2 separate regions of the Mus musculus genome follow, and region 2 is linked to region 1. A link is a loop called in an ENCODE intact Hi-C map of the cell type or tissue named here. Cell type or tissue: left cerebral cortex. All regions are shown on one strand.

The links. Hi-C counts contacts between places; a loop is a spot of excess contacts. Peaks named below come from ENCODE experiments on the same cell type or tissue, not always from the same donor. Only the 100,000 strongest peaks of a DNase experiment are listed, where the experiment ranks them.
Region 2: it touches region 1 in a loop (2.2-fold over the local background); 3 of 42 quality-filtered maps call a loop at or near these places.

What each region holds. Positions count from the first base shown.
Region 1 is chr9:96,635,197-96,643,196 of GRCm38, forward strand. No RefSeq gene overlaps it. Among named protein-coding and RNA genes, the nearest start is that of Rasa2, 7.7 kb to the left of the region's middle. In left cerebral cortex, no CTCF peak of the experiment used is centred here; a DNase peak (open chromatin) is centred at 4,502.
Region 2 is chr9:96,281,261-96,289,260 of GRCm38, forward strand. Tfdp2 (transcription factor Dp 2) reads left to right here. Exons shown (of 13, transcript NM_001184706.1): 5 at 6,341-6,462. It overlaps Gm39408 (a long non-coding RNA gene), which reads left to right and starts at 2,233. Exons shown (of 2, transcript XR_871038.1): 1 at 2,233-3,349; 2 at 3,390-4,009. In left cerebral cortex, CTCF peaks have their summits at 425 and 3,862 (motif pointing right); a DNase peak (open chromatin) is centred at 3,858.

The DNA of each region.
Region 1 (8,000 bases):
CAAGGCTTATTTATTGGAGCAACTGAACAGTGGTTGCACCCCTCAAGAAAATGATTCCCCTTACCCCAGCAGCCATTCATTAACTACCTACACAGCTCCTCAGAGAGGGGAAGGTGCTCACGAGCCCCTCCCACAGCGGGGCTGGAATGTTGACCCGGTTAATCGTGTGTAGGTAAGCACAGCTGCTTGGAGTTCATGAGCACAAAGGCCGTGTCAAGTCCAGAAGGCAGCTTTGCATAGCTCTCCTCCCCATCCTCCTTCCTGCCCCATCCCTCCTTGAAGTCCTCTGGACCTCAGAAGTGGTTGGATGTCTCATCTAGGGCTGAGCATTTCTCAGTCCCAGATTCTCAGCTCTCTGGCCCGTTGTGAATCTCTGCATCCACCTCTGGCCACTGCAAAAGGAGGCTTCTGACTAGCATCTAAGAACAGAGCTAACCTATGGCTTTAAACATCTGCATGTGCTTCTCTGATGCAGAACTGAAATGTTACACTGGGTCTTCCTTCTCTGAAGGATTATCAATAGTATTAAGTAAGTGTTGAGAACATGTCTGTGACGTATCTAGTAGGATTAGTTCAGTAAATGCCACATCAAGCTCTTGACATGAACGCATGTGATAAGTCTCCCACCTCGTTCATTCCTGTTCTGCACCAATGAATCTTAATCTAAAGCAAAACCCAGGAAGCTTATTTGGTTTGTGGAAAACAAACCAAGCCAACAACAACAAGAACAACAACAACAACAATAAAAACCTTATGAATGGCTTCATTCATTGTATCAGTCACCAAGCAATCGAGCAGTGCAGGTCAGGAAGCCAGCTACAGATGACTAATGAATGAAGTTCACATTCCTCCGCCAGGTGTTCAGGGCTTAGATTGGACCCAGCCTGTGTCGAACCTTTCCTACCTCAGTCACTTTGAGCCACTTTCCCCAACAACTTGTTAAGAATGGCTTCCTAAACCAGGCATGGAGACACATGCTTTTAATTCCAGCATTTAGGAGGCAGTTGCAAGCCAATATCTGTGAGTTCAAGGCCAGCCTGGTCTATATATCAACTTCCATTCCAGCCACAGCTATCCTGTCTCCAAGAAAGAAAGAAAGAAAGAAAGGAAGAAAGAAAGAAAGAAAGAAAGAAAGAGAGAAGGAAACAAAGAAACAAAGAAACAAAGGAAGAAGAAGAAAATGAGAAGAGAAGAGAAGAGAAGAGAAGAGAAGAGAAGAGAAGAGAAGAGAAGAGAAGAGAAGAGAAGAGAAAAAAGTCTGGCCGAGGGTTGCCTCATTTTCCTCTCCTTTCTCTCCTGGGCAGTGGCTCTCACGTGAGTCATTGTATAGTACTGATCACTTCTATTATATGAAACCCTCCTAGCACAAGGAGAGAGGCAGCTTTGCATAGCTCTCCTCCCCACCCCCTCCCATGGAGGGAGAGGTGGTCGACGAGGGGTTTTATCTCCTGCACTCCATATTCTTTAACAATTTCAGTGTGCTCACGCATGAATGAGTGATGTCTTAACTTCCTCTGCTCTGCAGACGTGGCGCTTCCCTTTTCTGAAATTTCTCACTTGTAATTTGTTATCATAGTCGTCCAAATGGAAGCCGTCTGACCTGAAAACTTTTGTGACATCCTCCAGGTAGACTTCCAAAGCTAGCTTTTCTTTTGTTTTTTTGTTTTGTTTTGTTTTGTTTTTTTTCTTTGAAAAAATACTGTTGCTTACAGTAGGTTCTTCTAACTTCCCTTGTTTTTCATGAACTCTGTTACTAGTTTGTTACTAAAACATATAAAAACAATTTTATTTGAAGTAACATTAATTTTCCCTCCCAGGACATCTTCCTGTAGTGGAGTTTGAAATGATCACATTGTTCCACTAAGGCCCTCCAGCTCCTCTTCCTTTTCATCCCAAGTCACTTCTAATTACTTCATTTCTGAAGGAGCACTTTAGGAATGACATTTTTTTCAACTGGTGCTGCAGAAATCTTCACTAGTCTTTGTTCCTTAATATAAAGCATTCAGGAATCGAGTTTTACAGACTAAGGTCTGCATCCAAGCTGCAAGACTGCTTTTCCATCTCATTTTGTCTATGGCTTTGTGCGCTGGGTTTTAAATTCGTCTAGAGTTCCTCTCCTCACTGTGTTTGGTAACGGGAACAATATTGCAGCAGACACGATCTTGCAGTTCACTTCCTTCCCCATATTATTAATGAATGTCTTTAAAACCTATCTCTCCCCACCTCTTCTCTATTCTGATGAGCAGTCATTCACTGCCCTGTCTTTTCTGACTTCTTAGCTAGTTTTAAGCCCATTCATTTGTTTCAAACCACAAGTCAGCTCATTCAAGGTGCGATGTGTGAAAATTGCCGTTTCTGTTAATGAAATGAATACATCCTGATGCTAGAAACTATTTCTAGAGCTGGTCAGTTCCATCCTATTTCTGAATACTAATACATCCTATTACTAGCCTCTAACTGACTTGTAAGAGCTATCTTTTGGTCCGAAGTTTTTAATTTTATTATATTTTAATATTTACTTTCATTTAAATATTTTTTATGTGTCTAGTGGATGTTTTGCTTGCTTGCATGTATGTGTGTATGTGCGCACCACACGAGTACCTGGCACCCAGAAGAGGTCAGAAGAGGGCATTGGGTCCCCTGGAACTAAATCTATAGATAGTTGTTAGCTAGCCTCCATTAGTGTACTGCGAACCAAGCTCAGGTCCTTTGCAAGAACAAACGCTCTTAATGGCTTAGCCATTTCTCCAGCCTCTGTTTTATTTTACTTCTGAGACAGGGTCTCATTCTGTAGGCCTGGCTGGCCTGGAATTCACAGAGAGCCACTGGCTCCTGGCTCCTGGCTGCTGGGCTCAAATGGGTTGGCTGACGCCCTGGGCCCCCCAGGTTACTGGTGTTTCTTTGATAAGTCAGGAGATGTGTTTGTGCTTTTTTAGTAGTTAAATGTAGGTCATGTTCGTATATCTGTGCACTAATGAGGAAGAATCATTTCCCCTAGACTGGCTGGGAGGCAAGTTGCTTTCATCAGTGATGATCTGGTGCCCCCATTCATCCCATCTTAATACGTTGGTGAATTAGTTATTCGCTCTTCCTCTAAGTCCAGGCAGCAGTTTTCTTCTTAGCAAAGCTGGACATGGGGAAGTTGATGAAAGACTCAGAGAGCTTTTAAGATTTTACTTCAGAACCAAACAAGGCCATGACAAAACTGGTAAAATATGTGGACATTTTTTTTTTTTATCCCGAAGGCTCCAGCTCATCTGTTTAAAATACTTTCAAAGAAGTTTAGCTCCTGGAGGAAGCGGTTAAAGGCCCGGCTGCGGGAGCATAAGGCAGCATATGCCCTTTGGCCAGAGTGACTTCAGGTGTCCCGAGGCTCCCTTCCTTTTGAATTATGATGGTGCGTTCACCCCTCCTCCAGTCCACTCTTCTTGTCACTTTTCACTGATAAAACAACAGCCACGAAAGGGTGGAACCGTTGAGCAACTCTGCACTTGGTTCATGGACTCTGTGCCAGGACATTTCTTCATTTGTCTGGGCAGCCCTATCCACTCATCCAGCATCCCAGAGCCACCCATCAGTTATTCAGTAGTTAAGTGCCAGGCTAGAGTACCTCAGGCCAGGCAGCCCCTGCCAACCCAGCAGCCATGGGACCTTCAGGACATGGTCTAATGGAGTCCCGCACTCTTAAGATACTGCTAGGGCCTCCCAGTGTTCCTGTCACTAACCTGGCTAGTACAGATCCGCATGGGCACCTCCAGGAGTCAAGGAAATGTGGACCCACGTGGCTCTGCTCAGAGAAAGTTCCGGTGCCCCCTCCTCTCCTTAGTGCCCCGAGAATACATTAGAATGGTAGTTGGTTAAATGATACTTTCAAAATCTTCTCAAGTCTCAGCCAAGAGAGAGTATAACTTCACGAAGAACTGGCTGAGGCTGGAGAGACGGCTCAGTGGTTAAGAGCCACCGGCTGCTCTTCCAGAGGACTGAGGTTCAATTCCCAGCTCCCACATGACGACTCATGATGGTCTGTAACTCCAGTTCTAGGGGATCCAACGCCTCTTCGGCCTCCAGGCACACACATGCAAGCAAATAAAACGTAACTGGGGGGAAGGGTGCTAAAGAGCCGACCCAAAGTCCCTCATGAAACAAAGCTGGGAATGGAAGGGCAATGAGGGCTAAGAGTCAAGGATTCAGGCACAAGGGGAATTCTTTGCTGAGTTTCTTCTCTCTCTACAAAGCACAGGCAGTGTGCTGGCCGTAAAATACTGACAAAGCTCCTCGAGCCGGCCTCTGCAGGTAGATGCTACATGCTCCACTAGACGCGACAACACTTCATAGCTAACGTCAGCATTTGTTACTGTTCTTCTCATGCTGTCTCTGAGCAAAGCTGACCCACACAGACTCTCTAGGATTTGAGCCAATGCACCCTGCCCGCAGAGCACAGTCCCAGTCGGTCCTCTTTGTTAGCATCTTCAGAAGCCCCATTGCCCACTGGGAAGTTTTCCAGTGGTGAGGACTGGGGGAGGTCAGTGCTGGCAAACAGACATGTTGGATGGCATGCACAATTTCTGAGCCACTTCCTTGGCATTTTTGATGTGAAAGGGCTGAATGGGGGTTTAGCCCCAGAGCAGCAGAAAGAGAAGTATTTGAGTAGAGAAGTAGATACACCAATCTGGAGACTGAACAGGCCTCCAGGAAAGAGGACATGCTAGCAGGGCGGGGCGGGGCGGGGCGGGGCGGACCCTTGAGTGAAGAGCCCCAACTCTGCAGTAGCCAAGGGTATGCAGGGCTCCAAACAGGCAACAAAACAATTTTATTCGCCTTCTTCTCCCGATGTTACTTCTTTTCTAGCTCTAAGTGCATGGTACCATTTCCACCACCCTTTCAGCCTCTTTTAGGTGCCCCCGAAATATCATTTCAACAATTTAAGCATCATTTTGAGGAGAACAGTCAAAGCTATGGCTTCTATTCTCCTTTGTATCAGGCCTGTCACCATCTGGGAGGCTAACAGCAGAGTTGAAGCAGGACACTGCTGACTTTCTTGCCCTTTTTCTGGCCTCTTTTTGTTCTCACTGAGGTGTCCACCTTCTCTGGGGGAGTCAGGGTCCAGGGGGAAGATAGAGAATGCCCCATAGATGGCATGTCACTGCTGCTCAGACTCAAACAGTGCTCTTAGCAGTCCCCCTCCCCCATGCACCAGTGATGCTGGTTGCCTGTTGCAAACATGCATCGCCCACATTCCTCAGTTTACCCTTCAGCTTCTGTACTTCCTTAGCCCACCAGCTCAGTCCTTAGGGGAACATGTCTTTTCTGCTCTCTTGTCTACCTTTCCTGTTACCTAGAGCAAGAGCCTCAGCCTCTCACCTTGGGATTCCTACAGACTTCCACACTCCAGAGACATCTCTTATGTTTTTACAAGAGACTAGCAACATGTCTAACACTAGCCCCAGAGTAGGGCTCAGACTCTTACAAATCATGAGCAGGTGTCCTCCATGCACACTGGGAATTGAGGAGGCAGCTACAGTGTGGTTCTGTTGCAGGCTAGTGGAGAGGGGAGGGTCACCTTGCTGTTTATCACCCCAGACAACAGAAGAAACCACAGCACCACCAAAGGGGGGGTCTTTGAGGACGCTCAAAGTGCAATGGTGGGTAGTTCAGAGATGATCTCTGGTTTTTTACTAATAGAAAAACCTAGGAAAGCTGAGACACAAGAAGTTGATTAGGCTGAATCAGGGTGGCAAAGTACATCCTACATCAAATCCAAAGGCCACTCCTGTATACATACAGATTTCACACTCCCTCCAGAAGGCACTAGGTTCAGGGAACTTTCTCATTCCTAGGGACCATTAGAGCCTGGAATCTGAATAACTTACTGTTCCTGCGGAAGGCAGACAAATGGTTGCGCTTTCAGGGGTATCTTGTGAGGCCTGACGTCATCCCATTGAGAAAGGTAGGTGTTAGATGGCCTGAACCCAGGTGCTCAGTTCACCAGAACAGAGGGAAACTCTTGACTCCAAGTCAGCACAAAATGTCACTGAGTCTTGACAACCACAGGTACCTGCATCTCATTTTTCGGGCCCAAACATGTATTGTTGTAGCTGTGTGCATTTGTGTGGAGGTTAGGGGGTTACAGGTCTCCTTGTCTTCTATCCTTCACTTAAGTTACTGAGGCAAGATCTTGAAGCTGGAGCTTGCCAGTTTGGCTAGTCTAGGTAGCAAGCTTGTCTCGTGGTTTCCCCGTCTCTGCCTCCAACCGTCTGGGACTTCAGATGCATTTTTATACCTAGCTGGCCTTCATGCGGGCCCTCAGCATCAGAGCTCCAGACCCCATGCTTTCTCTAGTAAGAGTTTTATCTACCGAGCCATCTCCGCAGCCCCAGGGAAATGCATTATTTTAAAATTCTCTCTCTCTCTCTCTCAGAAGATTTATTTATTTCATGTATGTGAGTATACTGTCGCTGTCTTCAGACACACCAGAAGAGGACATTGGATCCCCATTACAGGTGGTTGTGAGCTACCATGTGGTTACTGGGAATTGAACTCAGGACCTCTGGAAAAGCAGTCAGTGCTCTTACCCGCTGAGCCAGCTCTCCAGCACCAAATGAATTATTTTAAGGAATTTTCTATTCAGGTGTAATTTCAGGTATATATATATGCCCTTGACTCAGTAATACTCACTAATACTTTCTTCTTGGCTTCGCCGTTACCTTTCCTTCTGTGTTCCAGAACCCTTTGGCAGCAGTGGCTCTCTATCCCTAAATAGTGTATGGTTCTAAACTGAAGAGTTCTCTTACCTTGTCTAGTACACTTACAAAGTCTGAAAACCAATATTGCTAAATACCCTAGCAAATCTACCGGCTTTATTCATTGTTCTGTTAACTCAGTAATCTTCATAGAAAGTCCTGGATCTCAATGGCATCCACCGGGTGTCTTTGTTTTCCTCTAATCTGGAACAGTTCTTCAATTTTACCATGTCTTTCTCAGGCTTCCTATTTTTTAATTGAAAAAAAATAATTTTTCATACAATATATTCTGGTTACACTTTCCCGGCCCAATCACTTCCAGATCCTCCCCACAAGAAACACACACACACACACACACACACACACACACACACACACACACATGCACACCCCACAAGAACACAAAAATGAAAACAACAGTATACAAACAAAAGACCACTAAGACAAAAAATATCCATGTGGCACGATGCCTCCGCCCAAGTATAGTTAATGTACCCAGTGAGACTCCAGTGAGGAAAACTAACTTTTCCTTTGACAATAGGTATCAATCGCAGGCCGTTTCTCGGTTAGGAGTGGGAACCCATGTCTACCTCCACCACCACCACCACCCCTCCCCAGTGCTGGGACCTCATCTGGCTTGAACCTATGCACACCCCGTGCATGCTGCCACAGTTCATGTGTGCATCAGTCCTGCTGTGTCCGGAGGACACTGCTTCCTTGACCTCATCCATCACCTCTGGCTCTTACAATCTCTCTGCCACCTCTTCTGAGTGGAGCCCCGAGAGGAGGGGCTTGATGAAGACATCTCATTCCCTGAGGGGAGGGGTTTGATGAAGACATCTCATTCCCTGAGGGGAGGGGTCTGATGAAGACATCTCATTCCCTGAGGGGAGGGGTTTGATGAAGACATCCCATTTAGGATCGAGTGCTCCAAAGTCTCACTTTCTGCATACTGTCCGGTTACTGGTCTCTGTCGTCAGCTCTTCTCTACTGCAAGAAACCTCCTCTCTGGTGATGTCTGAATGGGACACTGATCTATGGTTATAGCAGAATATCATAGAAGTCATTTTATTACTGTGTCCCTTTAATAGAGCAATAGTGTTTTGTTTCCCCTTAGGCATAAGGCCTATCCAGTCTCAGTTTTTTGCCACTCAAGTGGTGACAGGAAAGGGTTCCATCTCATAAAGTTTGCCTTAAATCCAACCAGGGAGTGATTGGTTACTCCCACAACATTTGAGCCACTATTGTACCAGCATAACT
Region 2 (8,000 bases), 350 kb before region 1:
CCCCCCCTTTAAAAGTCCTTATGAAAAGAATTTTCATTGGTTGTAAAAACTAATTTAGATTTACTTTTATTTGTGTGTATACATGTGTATCTGTGTGAGTGTGTGACCTACATCATGTGGCAGTCTCCTTGGAGGCTGGAAGAGGCATTGGACCACTGGAGTGGAGTTAAAGATGTTGCTGAGAGCCCACTTTGGGTCTTCTGGAAGAGCAGCAAGTAACTGCTGAGCCATCCTTCAACCTGGGAAGCTAGCTTAGCAATGCTTGCTTTAGTATGGCTTTTCACTCCTGGCTATTTTAGTTCAGAAGAAGAGAAACTACTACACACTTAGTGAAAACAAAAATGTCACAGCAATTGAACATAATACTTGATAACTATGAAAATTCCTTTTCCGAGTAAATACGTTTTCAGCTGTTCTACCCATAGATGGCAGCAGTCCTTCAACTGTGTTGTTGGAGGGATGCTTAGTTGCTCTTGATTCTTCCTAGCCTAACTAATCAGTCGTCCTAGAAATGACAGGCAAGATTAAAGAGATCTAAGGTTTGGAGTATGAAGAATAGTTGATTCTAAAATTTAAAATGGCTTTTCCTTTTCTTAGCTGAATGTTAGAAGTATGTTTACACTTACATATTAATTTATTTTCATATGTGTACATGTCTGTCCAAATAAGGTAAAAGGCACGTGTGGAGCTCAGACAACTCCAATAGTCATTTCTCTCCTACCATGTGCGTTTTCAGGGATTAAACTCTCTCAGGTCATTAGGCTTGGTGGCAAGCACCTTTACCCAACATGGCCTTCTTGCCAATGTAGAGGTATATATAATTTTTTTTAATATACATATATATTTTTATTAGGTATTTTCCTCCTAGAGGTATATTTTTAATTCTTACTTAAATTTGGAACTTCAAAATTATGGTTCAAGGAGGTAAAGTATGCTTTGACTCATTATCTATGTAACTTATTTTCTGCACTGGGGGTAGATTGAGTTTTTCTTTCGTTTTTGGTTTTGTTATTTGTTTTGTCTTGGTTTTGCTTGCTTTGAGATGAGGTGTTGCTCTGTTACCCAGGCTGGGAGTTCCTGGGCTGAAGCTCTTCCCCTGCCTCAGCCGCCTATGCAGCTGGTATCAGGGGCTGCACGTCCATGTCTACCTTTTCTTTTCTTCTGGTTTTGAGACAGAGTCTCAGTATGTAGACTGGGCTGCCTTGAACTCACAGAGATCCCCCTGCCTGTGCCTCTAGTGTTAGGATTGAATGTGTGTGGCAGCATACCCAGCATTTGTTTTGATTCTTAGTAATATTGTTATTATCCTAGTTTTAAAGAATATGCATTTTGAATTTGCAGTACAGATTCTTTTCTACTCCATTACAGAATCTAATCTACAGATTCAACCTCTCTGGTTTGTCCACTCAGAAAATGTTAAAATCTCAGGACATGTGGGCAGAGGCAGACAAATCTCTGTGAATTCGAGTCTAGCCTGACCTGCATAGCAAATTCCAGCCAGAGAGAGAGAGAGGGAGAGGGAGGGAGAGAGAGGGAAGTTGGGAGGGAGGGAGGGAGGGAGGGAGGGAGGGAGGGAGAGAGAGAGAGAGAGAGAGAGAGAATGTCAAGAAACTGCTGTGTAAAATGTGACAATTTGATATTGAGAAGTAAAATAAATTTTGCTAATTAATATCCAGTGTTATTCTCAATAAAGAAACTTGTTTTTTCTTATGTTTTCTTTCTCATCCTCTTTCAAAGTCTTTTATATCAGTAACACTAAGCTCCAGGCTTCTAATAACAGAAAATAATTCTTCAGTAACAATGCTGTACAAGTGAGACATAGAGTACTTAGGATAGTCTTGTGAAGATTCCTCTTGTAGGAGCAGAGCAGTAAAGAAGCTGATGGAATACTCCAGTTAATTAACTAATAAGCTCGTACCTAACATGACCATAAGTTTGATGGACTAACTATTCACTTGGATTTCTTAATTAACATGAACAGTTTATAATAGCATCTTTAAAAAACTAGAACTTAATATTGCATTTTGAAGCATTGCATAGATACAACACCTTAAACAAGAGTTGAAACATATATTCATAGTATGTTGTAATGAAATATAGCCTTAATCTGTATCAATATACAAAATCCAAACCAAATGTAAATTTTTTTTTTTTTTGAGACAGGGTTTCTCTGTGTAGCCCTGGCTGTCCTGGAACTCACTCTGTAGACCAGGCTGGCCTCGAACTCAGAAATCCACCTGCCTCTGCCTCCAAGTGCTGGGATTAAAGGCGTGCGCCACCACGCCCGGCTCCCAAATGTAAAATATTTGGTTCGTTAATATTCTTTGGTCTAAAAGTAGATTCAACAATCTACCCCTTTATCCTATTATTTCTAACTTCTCTCTCTTTCTCTAACACTAGATAGGAGAGAGAGAGACGGACAGAGGAAAGAAACAGAAATCCCTGAATCTAACCTCTCTGACCAAGACCACTAATAATCCTCCCACTGAGTAACCAAATCCACCCACATCAATTTTTGGGAATGAGATGCCATTCTCTTAAAATTGCTTCCTGCAATCTGGGGGTGTCAGCCCCTTTTAGGAGTCTGTATAAAATTGGGACATGGCCAGTCTCAAGAAAGCTAGCTGTAACATTTGTTGTCCAGTCCCTCTGTGATGGGAAAGTGCAGGGCTTAAATGAAGTCCTGACTGTTTGGCTGGAAGTAGCAGGATGCTGGAATAAATATGTCTCAGCATCCTTCTCAGCGTCCTTCAGGGTGAGTCTTGTCAGGGCCGCTCTAACATCACTGGGGTTTGGTTGTTTGTCTCTGTGAACCTACAAGCTTTTAACTGTAATACACATTTTTGCATGAATGCATGTTTGGCATGTTAAAGGTGATTCTTTGAGCAGGCAAAAGTTAGTTTGAACTATATAACCAACCTGTAATACAAATTTTCATCGATGCCATTTGAAGGATGGCATGTAATAATTCCTGAAGATTCTGTAGCCAACAAGATCTGTTGGCTTTACAGAGACACTGTCATGTGTCAGCCTGTCTCAGAAATGTTCCCACGTCCAGAGGCAGCACAAACTTTACCTGTTTTATTCTTCTTGGTTTCTCCCATCCTGCTATAGGCTATAGGCAGGATGGGACCTTCAGGAGGTCTGTCAGATCTAATCTTTATTATGATGGAACCCCTAGCTTTTCTTCTGTTAAAACCAAGGCAAAACCTCTTCTCTAACGTAACGTATTTCCTACCTTCCATTAAAGACATCCTTATAATATATAGGTTGGTTTATTTCCATTAAAGACATCCATATAATATATAGGTTGGTTTATTTCCATTAAAGACATCCTTATAATATATAGGTTGGTTTATTTCCATTAAAGACATCCTTATAATATATAGGTTGGTTTATTTCGGCAATTTTTCCCCATAGCCCAATGTCTCTCAGTAGCTCTTGTGTTTTACTCCTTTGAAGTATAGCTAAATCCTTTCACAATTGTCCAACTTGTAGGATTATGAGATATGCCAGTAATATATTTTCTGCCATAATATCTAAAATATCGTATTCTAAGAATACATATATTAAAGTACCATCAACTTTAGTCTGTAAAGGATTTCCAAGATAGCCACCATCTCTAATAAATGTGCAGTCTCACAATCAGCCTTTTTAGAATTCAAGGCAGAAACATCAAAATCTTGACTACCAATTGTTTGATGTATTAAAATATATACATATATTAATTCTCCAAACTCTATAAAATGAAATATATAATCTATTGTATGACATTGTTCTGAACATAATCTTTATTCTTAACTCAGCATAGTCTCTTTATTTAGGAATTTAATAGGTTGGCATTCTGCAATCTTGTCACAAGGTGGCTCTGTAGGCTTTGGATTGGGTTCCTCCAAAGATCCTTTTTCTGAGAGGATTTTACAATCCGTTTATTATTATTGCTAACACTGGCATTTAATATTTCAATCTTTTCCATTTGTAAGTTTGCTTTCTTTTGATTTTTAAAAAAGGGATATATAAAATTGCAATTATTATTGAAAAATAATTATTTGTATGCTGATAAGTGATGGGGTCTAGATGCATTGTGTCATTGTGTTTTCCATTTTTTAACGCAGGAGACATTTTTCTTTTTAATCTTTCTCTTCTTAATGACTTTCCAAGTATCTTATGAAGTCTGTTGAGTTTTCAGTTTTTCTATTTCCATGTATCTGTAGCTGGTGCCTGCCAAGTCTCCCAGCCACTCAGCTAACTCTTTGCACTGGCTGTTAGCTTCTTGTTCCACCCCTTTGGTCAGTCCCTCTCTTTGTCTGACTCCGAACTGCTTCAGGCTGTGTTTTCCCCACTGGCTGCCTAGCTCTCGTTTTCATGCTTTCCAACCCTTCTCTGGAACCCTGTTGTGCTTGGGAGATGCTCTGAGGCTCCAGTACCCGCCAGCTGAGTTAGCTCATGGGCCTCCTCTTAAAAGAGCCTCTCAGGCTAGGAAACTGCTCCAGGAGGTGTGTGGAAACACAGGGGTTTTTCTCAGGCTCTAAGTCTGGATTCTCAGAAGCCAAAAGGGGTGTTCAGCCAGATACAGAGGTTGATGATAAATGACTGTCAAAAATACTCCAATATCATTTTGGCTCTCTATCTGTAACATTCTAACTCTCCACTGACTTGAAATTCTGAAGTTCAGATCAGTACAGAAGGTACATTTGGCCTCGCCTCCCCTCCCCTCCCCGCCTCCCCTCCCCTCCCCTCCCCCCTCCCCTCCTCTCCCCTCCCCTCCCCCCCTCCCCTCCCCTCCCCTCCCCTCTCCCCTTTCCCCTCCCCTCCCCTCCCCCCTCCCCTCCCCTCCCCTTCCCTCCCCTCCCCTCTCCTCTCCTCTCCTCTCCTCTCCTCTCCTCTCTTTTTTTAAAAGATTTATTTATTTATTATATGTAAGTACACTGTAGCTGTTTTCAGACATGCCAGAAGAAGATATCAGATCTTGTTAGGATAGTTGTGAGCCACCATGTGGTTGCTGGGATTTGAACTCAGGACCTTCGGAAGAGCAGTCAGTGCTCTTAACTGCTGAGCTATCTCTCCAGGCCCCATTTGGCTTTTTCAAGGAACTTAGATTTTGCATCGTATAACAATCCAGATTGTATAGTGGTTTTGTATGTATATTGAGTTCTGAAGATCTACTTTACTGTTCTCCTAGGTCACATAAATCAGGCTCTACTACAATTGTAGACTCAATTTCAAATGAAGCTTTTGTTTCCCTCTTATGGGTACCGGTTGGAGGGTTTACTTGCTTGCTTTTAGTATAGTGTCTCATTTGGTGGCCCTAATTGGCTTCAAACTTGCTAACATCCTCCTACTTCTGCCTCCCAAGTACTAGGATTAAAAGCTGATTTGTGTACGGGCATGTTACATACATGTGTGCTTGAAGGCCAGGAACATGCATCAGTTACCTTGCTATATTCTCTGCTAATTTGAATGCATGAGGCAGGGCATCTCCCTGAACTTGGAGCATGCATATTTTCAGCTATACTAGAAGCACTAACAGTTCCTCTCTCCCTAATTCCCTCAGAACTGGGCTTACAGGTAAGTATGCATGGTGTGCCCAGCTTATTATTTGATGGGATTCAAACTCCTGACCTTACAGCTACACAGCAAGCACTCTTAACCAGGGTGCCATCTTTCCAGCTCCCAAAGTGCTTACCACGTAGGAAAAAAGCTGTTCATTTTTCTGACAGTAAGAAATTGTCAGTTGTCAGGTTAATCCTCAATTGCTGATCACTTACTTGAATCTACACTGTGACATCATGTCAGGAGTCAGGGTACTGCTGTTCTAAGATGCTAAGATAGAATTAAACCAAAGATACTAGTGATTGCTTAGATGATCATCATTAAGAGCTCTTGACGGCACTTCTTCCCCACATGTTAGCCAAAAGCATCCTGTCTGTCTGTCTATTATATGGGTCTTTTACCTGCATTTGTGTCTATGCACCATTTGTGTACCTGATGCCTGAAGAGGCCAGAAGAGAGCACTGGACCCGTGGAATTGGAGTGGGTGAATTACGGGTGGTTGTGAGCTGCCATCACCATGTGGGTACAGAGAATCAAAACCAGGTCTTCTGGAAGAGCAGCCAGTGCTCTTAACTCCATCTCCAGCTCCCCCTTCCTTTTTAAAAAGTTGCCTTTTAAATATATATGCTTATTTTTTTGAGACAGGGTCTCACTATGTAGCCCTAGCTGGCCTGGAATTCTAGATCAGACTAGCCTCAGGCTCACAGAAATCCTCCTGCCTCTGCTTCCCCAGGGCTGGAATTAAAGGCTTGAATAAAATTTTATTTTCTTGTTACCAACTTTACAGATTATAAGCACACCGCAGAGAATTGCCAATTCAGGAAGTGTTCTGATTGGGAATCCATATACCCCTGCACCCGCAATGGTCACTCAGACTCACATAGCTGAGGCTGCTGGCTGGGTTCCCAGGTAAGAGTGTCAGAAATTACTGTTTCTAAGCCTCCCACCCCCTTACTAGCTTGCTGTCTTATCTTCTTCCTACTCCCTCTTTTTACATTTTACATGTATTTATTTTGTAAATGTGCACACATAATACAATGGAGTCTGTGTGGAAGTTAGAGGAGAACTTTGAGAGTCAGTTCTCTGTCCATTGTGTGAGTCCTAGAGATCAAGCTTAGTTTCCCCATCTTGCCATCAGGTGCCTCTATCTGTCATCTCACCACCCAGAGATGTAATTATGTATATGTGTGTATGTAGGGGGTGGAGTATGTGACCAAGGGTACAGGTGCCGGCTGAGTCTAGAAAAGAGCATTGGCTCCCTGGAACTGGAGTTACAGGCGCTTGTGATCCACCTAACGCTAATGCTGGAAACTAGGGAACTGCGGTCCCTAAGAAATCTGCATGGACTCTTAACAGCAGAGCTGTCTCTCCAGAAGGTTCTTTTGGTTTTTGTTTTTGTTTTTCCGAGACAGGGTTTCTCTGTGTAGCCCTGGCTGTCCTGGAACTCACTTTATAGACCAGGCTGGCCTCGAACTCAGAAATCCCCCTGCCTCTGCCTCCCGAGTGCTGGGATTAAAGACAAGTGCTACCACGCCGGCTTTTTTTTTTTTTTTTTTTTTTTTGGTTTTCTGAGGCAGGGTTTCTCTGAGTAGCCATGATTGTCCTGGAACGCACACTGTAGACCAGGCTGGCCTCGAACTTAGAAATCCACCTGCCTATGCCACTTGAGTTACTGGGATTAAAGGCATGAGCCACCACTGCCCCGCCAGAAGTTCTTTTTTCAAAGTTTTGTGTCTGTGTGTGTGATGTATGTGTTTATGTTTGCATGAGCATATGTATTTGTGAATATACATGTGTGTGTGTATATACACATATGAAGGCCAGAGGTTGACATGGGGTGTCTACATTGATTGTTTGCCATTGTATTTACTAAGGGGTAGTTTTTTCTTGAAGTCAACTTGCTGATTTGGCTAATCTACCTCACCAGTTTGCCCCAATAATCCCCTAACTTGGACTCTAGAGTAAATGCTGGAATTACAGGCAGGTCACCCTAAAGACATACCTTTTATGTGAGTGCTAGGGTGTGGTCCTTGGGTTTGCATGGCAAGTGTCTTATACTCTGAGCCTTTTCTCCAGCCCTGTGTTCTCTTGTTTTGTTAATCTAGTTCTACTGGTTGGTTTTTGGGAGGGGGATTTATTTATTTTGTTTTGGGAGGTCTTAAGATGGTGTCCTGGTCAGACTGCCTGTACCTTCTGGGATTACAGGTTGCTCAGAATTTGGTGGTTTTTGTTGTTTGAGACAGAGTCTTGGGATATAACTCTGGCTAACCTGGTACATGATACATAGTGCAACTGGCATTGAACTCTCAGTGACCCTTCTGCCTCAGCCTTTTGAACATTGAGATTACAGTTAGTTGTTCTGATACCCAACTGGTTTAGATCTTTACAAACTAATATATTGCTTTAAAATCGCCAATCATAATCAGGCTCAGTCTGTAGCCCAAGCT